Linked DNA regions of Homo sapiens: region 1 is linked to region 2. The links are chromatin contacts, found by Hi-C or POLR2A ChIA-PET in ENCODE. All regions are on one chromosome and are shown on one strand. Each heading gives the region's core, a stretch centred on a gene start or an enhancer-like site at or near the end of the contact. The rest is flanking DNA. Distances are from core to core; before and after follow the strand shown.

The links. Hi-C counts contacts between places; a loop is a spot of excess contacts on that map. ChIA-PET counts read pairs that join two places held with the same protein, here RNA polymerase II (POLR2A). Pooled maps may share reads with other maps.
Region 1: a pooled map shows a loop between it and region 2 (4-fold over the local background). The contact joins two enhancer-like sites. A Hi-C loop is called at or near these places in 1 of 168 maps with a recorded cell type or tissue (endothelial cell of umbilical vein), 4 of 37 single-sample maps with no recorded cell type and 3 of 50 pooled maps. POLR2A ChIA-PET finds 5 or more read pairs at or near these places in 5 of 52 experiments (K562, MCF 10A, PC-9 and 2 more).

The regions. Positions count from the first base shown.
Region 1 is chr10:71,982,949-71,988,952 of GRCh38, reverse strand. The region is part of intron 1 of CHST3 (carbohydrate sulfotransferase 3); the gene reads right to left. Among named protein-coding and RNA genes, the nearest start is that of CHST3, 22 kb to the right of the region's middle. RefSeq lists enhancers at 3,806-3,875, 3,936-3,985. Within about 2 kb of position 1,977, at least 21 of the 41 ENCODE cell types and tissues checked have a DNase peak (open chromatin) inside an H3K27ac peak, as active enhancers do.
Region 2 is chr10:72,319,404-72,326,132 of GRCh38, reverse strand. No RefSeq gene overlaps it. Among named protein-coding and RNA genes, the nearest start is that of DNAJB12, 32 kb to the left of the region's middle. RefSeq lists enhancers at 367-1,328, 3,254-3,303, 3,266-4,465, 4,899-5,318, 5,068-5,362 and silencers at 3,308-3,602, 6,089-6,648. Within about 2 kb of position 5,337, at least 41 of the 41 ENCODE cell types and tissues checked have a DNase peak (open chromatin) inside an H3K27ac peak, as active enhancers do.

The DNA of each region.
Region 1 (6,004 bases), core at 728-3,227, 330 kb after region 2:
GACCTCAAGTGATCCACCTGCCTCGGACTCCCAAAGTGCTGGGATTACAGGTGTGAGCCACCACACCCGGCCTGGCAAATCATTTTCATCTCATGAGTAAAAGCTAATAGGTTGGTAATTGGCAGCCTGGAGCACTTTGATGAGAAGAATCCTGAGATCAGGCTTGTTTTCTGTGGGAAAGAACATGGCAGTTGAGTAGTGATGTCTGCTGTGTGTATAGATAGGGTGTATTAGGCTGTTTTTGCACTGCTATAAAGAAATACCTGAGACTGGGTAATTTATAAAGAAAAGCAGTTTAATTGGCTCTTGGTTCTGCAGGATGTACAAGAAGCATGGTGCTGGCATCTGCTTGGCTTCTGGTGAAGCCTCAGGGAGCTTTCAATCATGGCGGAAAGCAAAGCAGGAGCAGGCACTTCAAATGGCAAAAGCAGGAATGAGAGATAGAGAATGGGGAGGTGCCACACACTTTTAAATGACCTGATCTGGCAAGAACTCACTATGAGGAAGACAGCACCAAGCCATGAGGGATCCACCCCCATGACTCAAACACCTCCCACCAGGCCCCACTTCCAGCATTGGGGATTACAATTCAACATGAGATTTGGGTGCGGACAAATATCCCAACTATATCACAGGGGAAGGGCTGGCACATGTGCCATGTACTTATTACCCCTACTTTAGGAGGAGGTGGCTAAGGAAGCCTAGGAATCTTCTGGGCCCTGGAGTCCTTTTTCTTCCCTCATCCCTCATGTGCCCTATTTTTTCCCATTTTGGTCATGCTCATTATTACAAAACGCTGTGCTCATTTGTGGGGTTTGGAGCTTTTGTCAGTTTTATCAATCATCAACCTTTTGACCAGAAATGTGTGCATGTACGTATACATGCAATGGGTGCATCATACGTGCACATGCTCGGGAGAAGCCCATGGAAGCTGTGAGGGGACCATGGGCTAGCCTTCAATGGCTACACAATGGCCACAGCTTCCCATTTTGTTCTGCACCTCTGGAAAGACGGCTCCATTACAGGATTTCTGAGATAACCGGGTAGAGAAAAACTCTCCATGCATAAGTCTAGGATCCCTAATTCTTGCTCTATCCTCCTTCCTGACCTTCTAAGGAGGCTTTCTGATCCTGGAGAATGATCAAGTAAGGGACAGGACAGAGAGGAGAATTTCTTCTGCTCCCTGTTTTCTTCCAACCCTACTTCTATTTCCTCTGTCTTTTTTTTTTTTTTTTTTTGAGACAGTCTCACTCTTGTTACCCAGGGTGGAGTGCAGTGGCACAATCTTGGCTCAACGCAACCTCCGCCTCCCGGGTTCAAGCCATTCTCCTGCCTCAGCCTCCCGAGTAGTTGGGATTACAGTTAGGCACCACCACGCCCAGCTAATTTTTTTGTATTTTTAGTACAGACAGGGTTTCACCATGCGGACCAGGCTGGTCTTGAACTCCTGACCTCAAGTGATCTGCCCGCCTCAGCCTCCCAAAGTGCTGGGATTACAGATGTGAGTCACTGCGTCGGTCTCCTCTGTTTCTATACAGTGGCAACAGAATTTGAATCCTCTGGAGCTTCCTCAAACTCCCACTTAATGGTCCCATTGACAGCAGGAAGGGGTTTTATTCCTGTGATGAAAGGAGGAACTCCAGCCTCTTTTCTTCTTATTCTTTTTTTTTTTCCTGCTCCCGCCCTGACTTCAACCTCTTGTGTTCTGTCCAACATCTCTGCACTAGATCTGTAGGAGAAGCAGCGGTTAGGGAGAGAGGGGCCACAGGGGTCTTGGGCAGCAGGAGGCTTGGTCCGCATGTGTCTGCTGCTATCCTCTGACTGATCTATGGCCACAGAGGAGCCCATCTACACTCGGTCTGCCAGTGGAAACAGAGGTCAATTGTCTAACTGCTCTGAGCGTTGGACAGATGGCCCTGAACTCGGACAGACTTGGAGTGGGTCCCAGCTCTCCCACTTACTCTCTGCTGACGTTGGGTGAGGAATTTAACTTCTCTGAGCTTAGGCTGGCCCCACAGGGTTGTTGTGAGCATCAAGGAAGCTGTGTGAGCTCCGAAAATTGGGAAGATTGCACACAGGCTGGGCATTATTGCTGGTCTGAACAAATGTCAGCCAGAGCCCGTCTATGCCAATGGCACTGTTGGTTGGTATTTCTTGGGTACATCTCTCCCCATGCTGGGCTGCAGGGGAGGGACACTGGCTGATCCACTTCGGGTTTATCTTATAGAACCAGCCCCAGGCGATCTCTGCCTGCTGCAACTATTCCTATCGGTCAAGGGCCCACCTTTCCAGCATTACTTACAGGGACACTCACCTAACATGTCAGGCCTCGGGCCTGGGCACACCTGGACATGGCCATGGCCAAACGGTTTCTCAGCTAAGAGGGCAAGTCAATTTCCACCCCGGGCCAAAGCTGACAGATGGGAAGGGGCTGCCTGGAGCGCCGTATTTGAAAATACGAGTGCTGCGATTGCTCTGTGACATCTATCATGGGTGGAGGATGGCACAGCTATTGTGAATCTGCTGCGGCTGTTTTAGAGGACTGGTTTTCAACTCTGACAGCATAAGAATCATCCAGAGAAGTTTACAAATCACTGAGGCCTGGGTGCCACCTCCAGATTCAGATTGCATTGGTGTGGCCTGGGCATCAAGATTACTTAAAGCTCCTTAGGTGATTCTAACCTAGAATCAGCAAAGATGGAGAGCCACTACTTTTAGAGCACCCAACTTCACTACCCTGGCGCTCTTACAGACAGCGGGAGCTGCTGCCTGCACACACACTAGCTATCAGCAAGGCCAGAGTGGCAGCGGCCTGCTGAATCTCTTGCTAACCAGGGAGGGATGCCAGGAGAACAGGTCTGTGTCCCTTGTTTTACCTACTTAGTAAAAAAAAACAACACTGATACACATACAATAACTTGGATGAATTTCCAGGGAACTGTGCTGAGTGAAAACAGCCAATCACAAAAGGTTACACACTGCATAATTCCATTTATAGAACATTCCTGAAATGACAAAACTGTAAGAATGGAGAACAGACTAGTATTGCCAAGGGTCAAGGAAGGGGTGGGGGCAGGAGGGAAGTGAGTGTAGTTATAAAAGGGCACCACAGGGGATTCTGTATGAAGTCAACATTCTGATTGTGACATTAGGCTAGGCTTTCACAGAATGTTACCATAGGGGGAAGTGGGTAACAGATTCATGAGACCTCTCTGTACAATTTATTAAAATTGCGTGTGAATCTACTGTTATGTCAAAATGAAACTGTGTAATGAAAAGGAAAAAAAAGAAAAGAAAACTAGCTCCCACAACAGGAGGCAGGGTTTCAAGAGATCTTTGCAAGTTGGAAGTAGAGGTGGGGCAGTAAGATTGAGCAGAAATGGCCTTTCTAGGGCAGAGGAGTGAACTAGTTGGGTTCAAACTGGACCTCAACTGGAGTTTGGCTTTTTGCAGAACCATGAGAAAGTGACCTTCCTGGGATCTATTCATGTGTAGTGATAAGCGTGGGGACTTTCTGAGGGAAAGGCTAAATGAGGATGCTACTCCTCATGGCAGGGGGAGAAAAACAGGGGACAGGATCCTGGAGGGAATAGCATGATATGTGATCCCCCATCAGCTGGACAACATGGTGTGGGTTCTGGTAAGGAGGGGAGCTGGGACTAGCGGCTGCAGGCAGTGAGTCCCATGAGACCATGCAAGGCTTGGTGCCCAAGCAGTGCTGCTACAGGGCCCAAAAAGCTCTGCGCAACCTCAGCGGGTCAGGGGGTCGGCCAAGCATGGCCTTGGGGCGAAGGAGACTGGGGCAACCACGCCAGCTGCGCAGCACAGGCACTCTGGCTGGGAGGCTTGGGACATCTGGGTTATCTTTGAACGGCTCACTGGACTTTGCAAGGGGCAGAGCAAGCTTCAGGCTGCTCTATGGCAATTCTGCGGCAGGAAGGAGGAGAAGAAAGATTTGAAGAACTAAGATGGAAATTTGTAAGAGTGCAAGCTTTTGGGAAAGTACCTAAAGAATCTCTGAGTGACAAAAGCTCACATGAAACAAGTATATTCATTTGCTGAGGACTTGCTCTGGGCCAAGCATGGAACCAGGCACTAGGAACAGGAAGGAAAAGACACAGCCCCTGCCCTAGAGGAGCTGAATAGTAACAGAAGTTAACACAGTGAACAAGGAATTGTTCCAAGTACTTCATGTACATAAATGTACTTAATCTTTGGAAGAACCCTGGATAATGCTTATGGATAATAGTCACCATCCCCATCAAAGGCAAGGGGATGAGAAAACTTACCCTGAGTTAAAGGCAGAGCTGGGATCGGAACACAGGAAGCCTGGCTCCACAGTCCACAAATTCAACCACTATGCTCTGTGTCTGAGCAAGCTGATTTAGCCAGAAGGGAGCAGCTGTACAGCAGTGGACAGATCAGAGTCCTAGTCAGGAACTGATCTTTCAGGACCTGTCACCAACTTGTGGTGTGGCTTTGTGTTAAAGGTGGAGGGTGTCCAGGTTCTTGGTGTCTTGAACACAGAGTTAGACAAAACGCACAAAGCAAGGAAGGGATGAAGGGATTTACTGAGAAAGTGCGCTCCACAGCGTGGGGCGGCCCGAGCACAGGAGCTCAAAAGGCCGTCAGCCGAGCATGGTGGCTCACGCCTGTAATCTCAGCACTTTGGGAGGCTGAGGCGGGCAGATCACTTGAGGTCAGGAGTTCGAACCCAGCCTGGACAACATGATGAAACCCCGTCTCTACTAAAAATACAATAATTAGCTGGGTGCGGTGGCGCATGCCTGTAATCCCAGCTACTCGAGAGGCTGAGGCAGGAGAATTGCTTGAACCTGGGAGGCGGAGGCTGTAGTGAGCTGAGATTGCGCCACTGCGCTCCAGCCTGGGTGACAGAGTGAGACTGTGTCTCAAAACAAACAAACAAACAAAAGGCCCGTTACAGAATTTTGGGGAGTTTAAATACCCTCTAGAGGATTCCATTTGTTATTTTGGGTACGCCCTATGTAAATGGAGAGGATGAAGTAAAGTTACAAAGTCATTTACAGAGCACGAGCTATGGAGAGGGTATTTCCTGTTATAGCTGAAGTGTGATTGGCCTTACATTCCCTGCCTCTAGACCCTATTTTCCTGCCTCATCTGGAAAACTCTCTGTATTTGTTTGTATTTCATACTTTTACTCTAAAAAATATGCATGGTCTTGGGCAGGCGCAGTGGCTCACGCCTGTAATCCCAGCACTTTGGGAGGCCGAGGCAGGTGAATCACTTGAGTTCAGGAGTTCCAGACCAGCCTGAACAACATGGTGAAACCCCGTCTCTACTGAAAATACAAAAAATAGCCAGGCATCGTGGCATGTGCTTATAATCCCAGCCACCCAGGAGGCTGAGGCAAGAGAACTGTTTGAACCCGGGAGGCAGAGGTTGCAGTGAGCCAAGATTGAGCCACTGCACTCTAGCCTGGGCAACAGAACAAGACTCCTTTTCAAAAAAAAAGGCATGGTCCCAAATGCATGGTTCTAGGAGAATCTTGGAAGAAACATTTTGGAGGCACCAGGGCCACTGCTGGCTTCCTGGGAAACAGGAGCTCACTGGCCGTCCCAGATAAATGGCTGTCACTGGCTGTGGGTGACAAGGAGTAGAATGATGATTCTGGTCCCAATCCTGAGGTTCTCAATGGGAGCTGGGTTGCTGCATTATGTCAGATCTCAAAGACTGAGCAGGCCTGCGGGTCTGAGGCATCATCAAGAAATATGGCAGAGGAGACCAGACAGTGCCCTGTGGGCTCCATTCCTCCAAAATCAAGTCCAAACTCTTCCACCTGGGGACAACCTGGCCCACCCTATCTTTCCAACTGGTCTCCACCCCTCCCCTTCCTGGGGCCTCCCCCTGGCCAAACAAGCCTCACCAGCAGCACAGGACACACAGACAGAAGATGACAGAGCTGAGATTGAACCCATGTCTGTCTGACTGCCAAGAGGGGGCAGTGTGGTGAGGTGTGGTGGGC
Region 2 (6,729 bases), core at 4,088-6,587:
GCTGGGGGACCCAGTACACCCTCCGCAGCCGCTGGCCCGGGTGCTAAGCCCCTCATTCCCCGGGGCGGCAGGGCCGGCGGGCTGCTCCGAGTGCGGGGCCGCCAAGCCCACGCCCACCCGGAACTCTAGCTGGCCCGCAAGCGCCGCGCGCAGCCCGGGTTCCCGCTCGCGCCTCTCCCTCCACACCTCCCTGCAAGCTGAGGGAGCCGGCTCTGACCTTGGCTAGCCCAGAAAGGGGCTCCCACAGTGCAGCGGTGGGCTGCAGGGCTCCTCAAGTGCCACCAAAGTGGGAGCCCAGGCAGAGGAGGCGCCGAGAGCGAGCGAGGGCTGTGAGGACTGCCAGCACGCTGTCACCTCTCAGCTTGACCCATGTCAACTTTGTATAAACACCCCACTGGGGGGGCCGGGGCCCCTCCCGGACCCGGCCTCACCCCAGGATCCCAAGCCCAGGCCTCTGCTTTCAGGACCCTGGGCCCAACATCCGCCCACTCCCTGCCAGCCTGGCTGCGGTGGGGTGGTATTGGAGCCTGGAGGATCGAGTTTCATGTCCTGCAGCTGCCCATATTATTAGCTCTGGAGGGGCAGCCGGGGCTGTAACACAATTCAAGGAACTGTTGACTTGGCTCGAGTTTCCAGCTCAGCAGCTGGGAGGGACGCGTGGAGTGGGGAGCAGGGACCTCTGGCTCCTCCCAACCCCCAGTGCCTGTTGTGAGAGCTAGAGAAGACTGCTAGATGACCGACTGAGTCCCTCCGGGCGCCATTGATGTCAGTACGGGCACTGGGGACTCTCTCACGGCCCTTGGGCGACCCCAGCCAGCTGCCTGGCTGCTGGCCTCCTCCCATACCTGTTTGTGCAATCTCGGCCTCCTCCTCTACCCACTGCCCCTGGCCGGAAGGTGATGGGGAAATGGGTAGCCCTACTCCTCAGCCTGGAAAAGGACGCCCCAGACCCCCAGCAGAAGAAGGAAAGTCCCCCTCCTCTCCGCCTCCCTCATCGACTCCTGCCTCTTTCTGTTGCTGGTGTCTGCAGGTGCCAGCACCCCCGGAGTAAGCCAGGGAAAACCTGGGCCTGGGCCAGGGCCCCAGACTGTGGCTCCAGGAAAGGACCTGGGCTCCTGTCCAGGCACCCAGCCCTGCATCCACAGGGGTATCAGTAACCAGCCTCCTAAGACCCCTGAGCCCCTCCCTTGTCTGCCAGTGGGAGTCACACCTTCCTGCATGCTGTTGGGGACTGAACATCCTACACACACCTGGAAGTGCCCCACAGGGTTGGCCATTGCATAGAAAGTTTTGGCCCGGTCCCTTCCCTGAGAAGGGACAAGGGACCTGTGGCCCTACTGAACTCTGCATAACAGACCTCACTGTCAGCAGAAACCAGCGATTAAGAATTTGAAGATTTTGGCCGGGCTCGGTGACTCACGCCTGTAATCCCAGCACTTTGGCAGGCCGAGGCGGGTGGATCGCCTGAGGTCAGGAGTTCAAGACCAGCCTGGCCAACATGGCGAAACCCCATCTCTACTAAAAATACAAAAAAAAAAAAAAAAAAAAAAAAAATTAGCCAGGCGTGGTGGTGGGCGCCTGTAATCTCAGCTACTTGGGAGGCTGAGGCAGGAGAATTGCTTGAACCCAGGAGGCAGAGGTTGCAGTGAGCCAAGATTGTGCCACTGCACTCCAGCCTGGGCGACAGAGCAAGACTCTGTCTCAAAAAATAATAAGGAAGGAAGGAAAGAAAGAGAGAAAGAATTTGAAGATTTCAGCACGGAATGGATAGTACCAGAACATGCTGGGCTTGGGGTCTAATTACTGGGCTGCCTGGAGAAGGCAACAAGGACAACATCCTTGTCCTGAAGGCATAAATCACAGAGTGTTAGAGGCGGCAGGCTGTGAAGACGGGTTCTCAAACTGTGTCCCCAGAGCCCTGGGCCCCCAGGGGTGTGGGGTAAGAGTGGGAGGGCCCCCGGGGCTCCAGCCCACCCGTCTCAGTCACCCGCTGTTATCTCTTGTTTAGTGCAGGTGGAATTGTGACTGAAGAAGGGGTTCCATGGCCAAAATAAATATTTAAAAAACAGACCCCTAATCTACCCCCACGATCTCACCACTGAGGAAATCGAGCCCCAGAAAAGAGAAGTGACTTGCCAAGGTCGCCCAGCTCAGCGGTGTCGGAGCTGCTGCCTGGGACACAGACCATCCCCCCGCCCCAACCCTGGGCTGTGGACCGTGGATGAGGAGGACAAAGGTGGGCCGGGGGTGCAGGCTGTCCCCAGCAAGGTCTGGGCCTCAGCCACGGCTCCCCTGACCTAACCCCCTAGGGCAGGCCTCAGGGCCAGGAGCTGGGTTGTCCCTGAAGGCAGCCCCAGACCCTGATCTAGGAGGGCAGCGGAGTCCTCTGTCCACTTCTCTGAGCAGCCGAGAGTTCTCCAGGTTGTCACCCTGGCGAGGCCTCTCCAAGTAACCAACAAGCCCTGCCAGCCTGCCAGTTAGCCATCGCCACACTGTCTCCCATTCCTCCTTGCAAGTACCCGACAGTCTGCAGACCTGGGGCCAAGCTTACCTGAGGCACATCCTGGGCTCCTGTCATTATTTCCTGCTGTTCCTGGTTGCCTCCCCCTGCCCTGCCCTATGTGGGTAGGTGCCCTTCCTCTCCCAGCCCCAGCCTCTGCTAACCTGTCCACCCAACCCCATGTTGACAGGCCCCTATCCTCCCTGGCCAAAGTGGCTCACAGGTCTTCCAGCCTGCCCCGGGGCTCTGGGTTCTCACACAGCCCAGCCCAGCCTCTTTCCAGTTGAGATGGACAAGGTGATGCCCTGACCTGAGAGAGCAAGCTGGCCAGGGGCTGGGTCCTGCGGCCCTGACTAGGTGAGACTCCGTCAGGAAACCAAAACAAGCTCCCCACACCTGCCCTCTCGCTAGGATATACCTTGCAATGCAGCACCAGGGTGGCCAACCGTCCTGACTTGCCTAGGACTCTCCTGGTGAGCACTGAGAGTCCCGAGTCCCCAGAAACCCCTCAGATCTGGGCATTCTGGGACAGCTGGCCACTCCACTGGGACACACATCCCAAGGGTCATCACACCTTTCCTGTCCCCACTGAACCAGGTATTTTTTCTTTCCATAACACTGGTCACTCACAAAGACAGGGTGGGGCCACAGGCAGTCCCCTTCGCCTGTCTGGCTCCCTCAGACTGGGCTGAGGCCGGCCACAGGCCCACAGTGCAGTCCGAGGCCTGATGAGGTCTGCTGAGTTGAGCAGAGGCTCCACAGTCCATCAGAGACCCAGGCCTGTTAGGTCCTGTGAGATGGAGAATGGAGGAGCCCAAGAAAGGCCCTGGGCTCCATCCCAGCCCTGTGTTGTCCCCAGGTTGGGGCAGGCCTGAGGTGATCCCAGGAAGGCAACCCCAGCGTAGGAACCAGGCCTGCCCGGGGCCCACTGAGGCTGCCTCTACCTGTCTGGGCTTGAGGTGAGTCACTTCCTCCCTCAGCTGGTATGTGATGGGGAGGGGAGGGTTGGGGAGGGGACAGCATCTAAAAATAGCAGGGCCTAGACTGGTGGAAGATGCCCGAAGAGCTTCCCCTTGGACCAGGGAGGACCTGGCTTCCCATGGAACCGCCATCAGCCACAGCCCCCACCAGGCCCTGCGTTAGGCCAGGGAGGGAGATGGCCAAGACCTCCCCCACCCTTGCTTCTCAGGCTCAGAGCCCCCTTGAAGGCTGAGTCTCAGGAGCAGCGCCGGATGGGGTAGGAGCTTGGAGAGAGAAGGCCTCCAGCAGACAGTACTCGTTCATTCCCCTCCCTGTGCACGCACACAGATGCACGCACACAGAGACACAGGCACGTACCCTCGCCCAGCCCGGCTTCATGAGTCATCTCCCTCATGCCAGGACTCATCTCCCTGGTCAGCAGGGTGGACTGAGGACCCACTGTGTGCTTGAGCCACACCCTGGAAGACAAGGAAGCCATGCTCATGACCGTCCCTGGCCTCGGGGACTCCACATCATAAGAGGCCACTCAGGAAAGAGGAGAACACCCAGGGCAAAAGCAAGAGGCAGGCAGGGGGTGTGTGGTGGATGAGCTGGAGTCCGGAAGACCTGGTTTCAAATCCTGGCACTCACCCTTTCTAGCCATGTGACCAGACAAGCTATTTGACTTCTCCTGCCTCCGCTTCCATCTATATAATGGATGCCACGTATGGCCCTCGTCATATGTCAAATACAATCATGCATATAAAGTCCCCAAGCAAACAGAGCTCTTGCCATCAAAGCTTATGGTATCAGGCTAGAAACCTTGGGGGCGGGGGCACTTTGAATATGTCAGTAGACCTTTCTATCCCAAGGACTTACTGTGACATTCCACCTGGCCCCACCTGTGATAGGGAAAGGGGGAGGGGAGGGGAGGGAGAGGAGCTGCCGCTCACAACAGTGCTGGCCTCTACTGTGAACACTTGATATCGTTCTCATTTTCCCCCAGCCTCACAACAGCTTTACAAAGTAGGCATCGCTATCCCCATTTCACAAGTGGAAAAATGGAGACCCAAAAACATTCAATCACCTGCCCAAGGTCATGCAGCTGGCCTGGGGCAGACGCCAGACTGGGGCCCAGATCTGAGTGTGATCTCCTTGTGCACTGTGGGATGAGGCGGGGTCTGTCATGCCTGGGGTCGGCTGAGGGTGCAGGGGTCTCTGACTCTTTTGGGAGGAGCCCCTAGAACCCCCTGCCTGAGGTGACTATGGAATATGCTGAGCCTTTGGCCAGGGCTGCCTTCCTCCTGTCTGGTCCCACCTCCCCCACCCGGACCCCCCCGGCCAGCCCTCAGACCCCTCCCAGAAACACGGAAGGGCTCCACTCCCTCTGGGAGTTACCACCTTCACTTCCAACTTCAGCTAGGTGAGGGAGGTACTGCAACCCCTGAGTGACAGAAAAGGCAGCCGGATCAGAGGGGTCAGGAACCTGCTGTCATGCTCGCAGAGCTGGGGAAGCAGAGCCTGGACAGAGCCCCAGCTGCTCAGACTCCTAAGCTGCCAGTCTGGATCCCACACCCCGGCTGTCGGGTAGGGTTGGGGACTTCTCTGCTCCCCCTGCTCCTCACGCTTCCCGGAGCCATCCCTGTTTGTACCGGCTGGGGTTACATGCAAAGTGCAAGCCTTGCATCAGCCAGATGGGCCCCGCTCTAGTAAGAGCTGCTTTCTGCCTCTCTGCGCCTTCCCCACCGTTATCTGACTCATCCCCTGACAGTCCCAGGAGACTAGAGAGAAGCCAGGCCTCTTATCCCTATTGCACAGATGGAGGGACTGAGAGAGGAAGTGACCTACTCCAGTGACTCAGGGCAGCAACCCAGGCTGAGGAGGCCACAGGTGTAGCTGGTGTGGCCTGGGGAAAGTTCCCGGGTGCCACACAGCCAGATAAGCAGTTTTTAATGCCTCACAGCAGGCACAAATATCAACCGATGTGTGTCAAATGAACGAAGGAATATTGCAGGCCCTGGGTGAAAGATGAGGGGTGATATTGAGGAAAAAATAAATATGATACAGGGAAGGAAAAAAGAAGCCGGAAACCCAGACATGCCCCAGTTGCAGCCTGTGAGCCCAGCTGGCTTTGTAGCTCCCAGTTCCCTTCTCTTTAAGAATCTTCATGGCTATCACTTACTGGGTGAGTGCTAGTGACTCTGATATAACACTTTGTAGCCTTTTTTTTTTTTTTTTGAGACCAGGTCTCACACTGTCGCACAGGCTGGAGTGCAGTGGCGTGATCTTGGCTCACTGCAGCCTTGACTTCCTGGGCTCAAGGGATCCTCCCACCTTGGCCTCCCAAAGTGCTGGTATTACAGGAGTGAGCCACCACACCCGCCCCTATAGCCTCTATCTTATTTCATCCTGACAACAACCCAGTGATGCTATCATCCTCCCCATTTAACAGATGAGTTATCTGAGGCTCAGAGAGGTTACACAGTTCTTGCTCCAGCCGGCACGGGACCACATTCCAGGGGCTGACTTGCAACTGCTCTCCAAACCCGGCAGGGCAGATGTGCCCCTGCGCGTGCGATACCCACGTGGGGCTGCCCAGGTGTGTCTGCGGGTTGGCACCAGCTCCTGGTATCTGTCAGAGCAGTGAGGGGGTGGTGCGACAGGAGCGGAACCGAACGCCAGTGGCCGGGATGGATAATGAGCCAGGGCGCCTGGGCTGCAAGGGGGCTTGGGCACGCGGGCCTACCCGTGTGCGCAGGCCCTGGGCGCCCCCCGCACCGGGCGCCCTCCCCGAAACCCAGCCACGACTGCGGAACTGGGGGCGGGGCCAATGCTGGAGGCAGGGCCCGCCGGCGCCGGGCTCCCACCCCCCAGCGCCCGCTGACAACCCGCGGCGCGTTGCCAGCGATTGCCCCATCAGGCCGCATCCGCTTTCGCAGCCCTGCACGTTGTGCACACAGCGCGCCGGCCTGGGCGGGGCTGCTTGTCCCCGGCCCCCTGCCCCCCACCCGCGGCCCTCGCCCGGCTGCCTTCTGCCCCGGCTGAGACCCGGGCCAGACTGAGTCCCTAGCGGCCCATTACCCCGCCGGGCTCGTCCCAGACACCTTTGATGGCTGCCCTTTGCCCCGTCTGGTCTGAGCGGACAAACGAGGGAAATTGAGTAAGCCAGCTCAGCAAGACAGGAAACTCCTGGCCGCTTTGTTACTCATGATTTTCAGCAACTTGGGGAGTGGGGGGCAGGGGAGGGGAGTCCTAGGGGAATTTCTGTA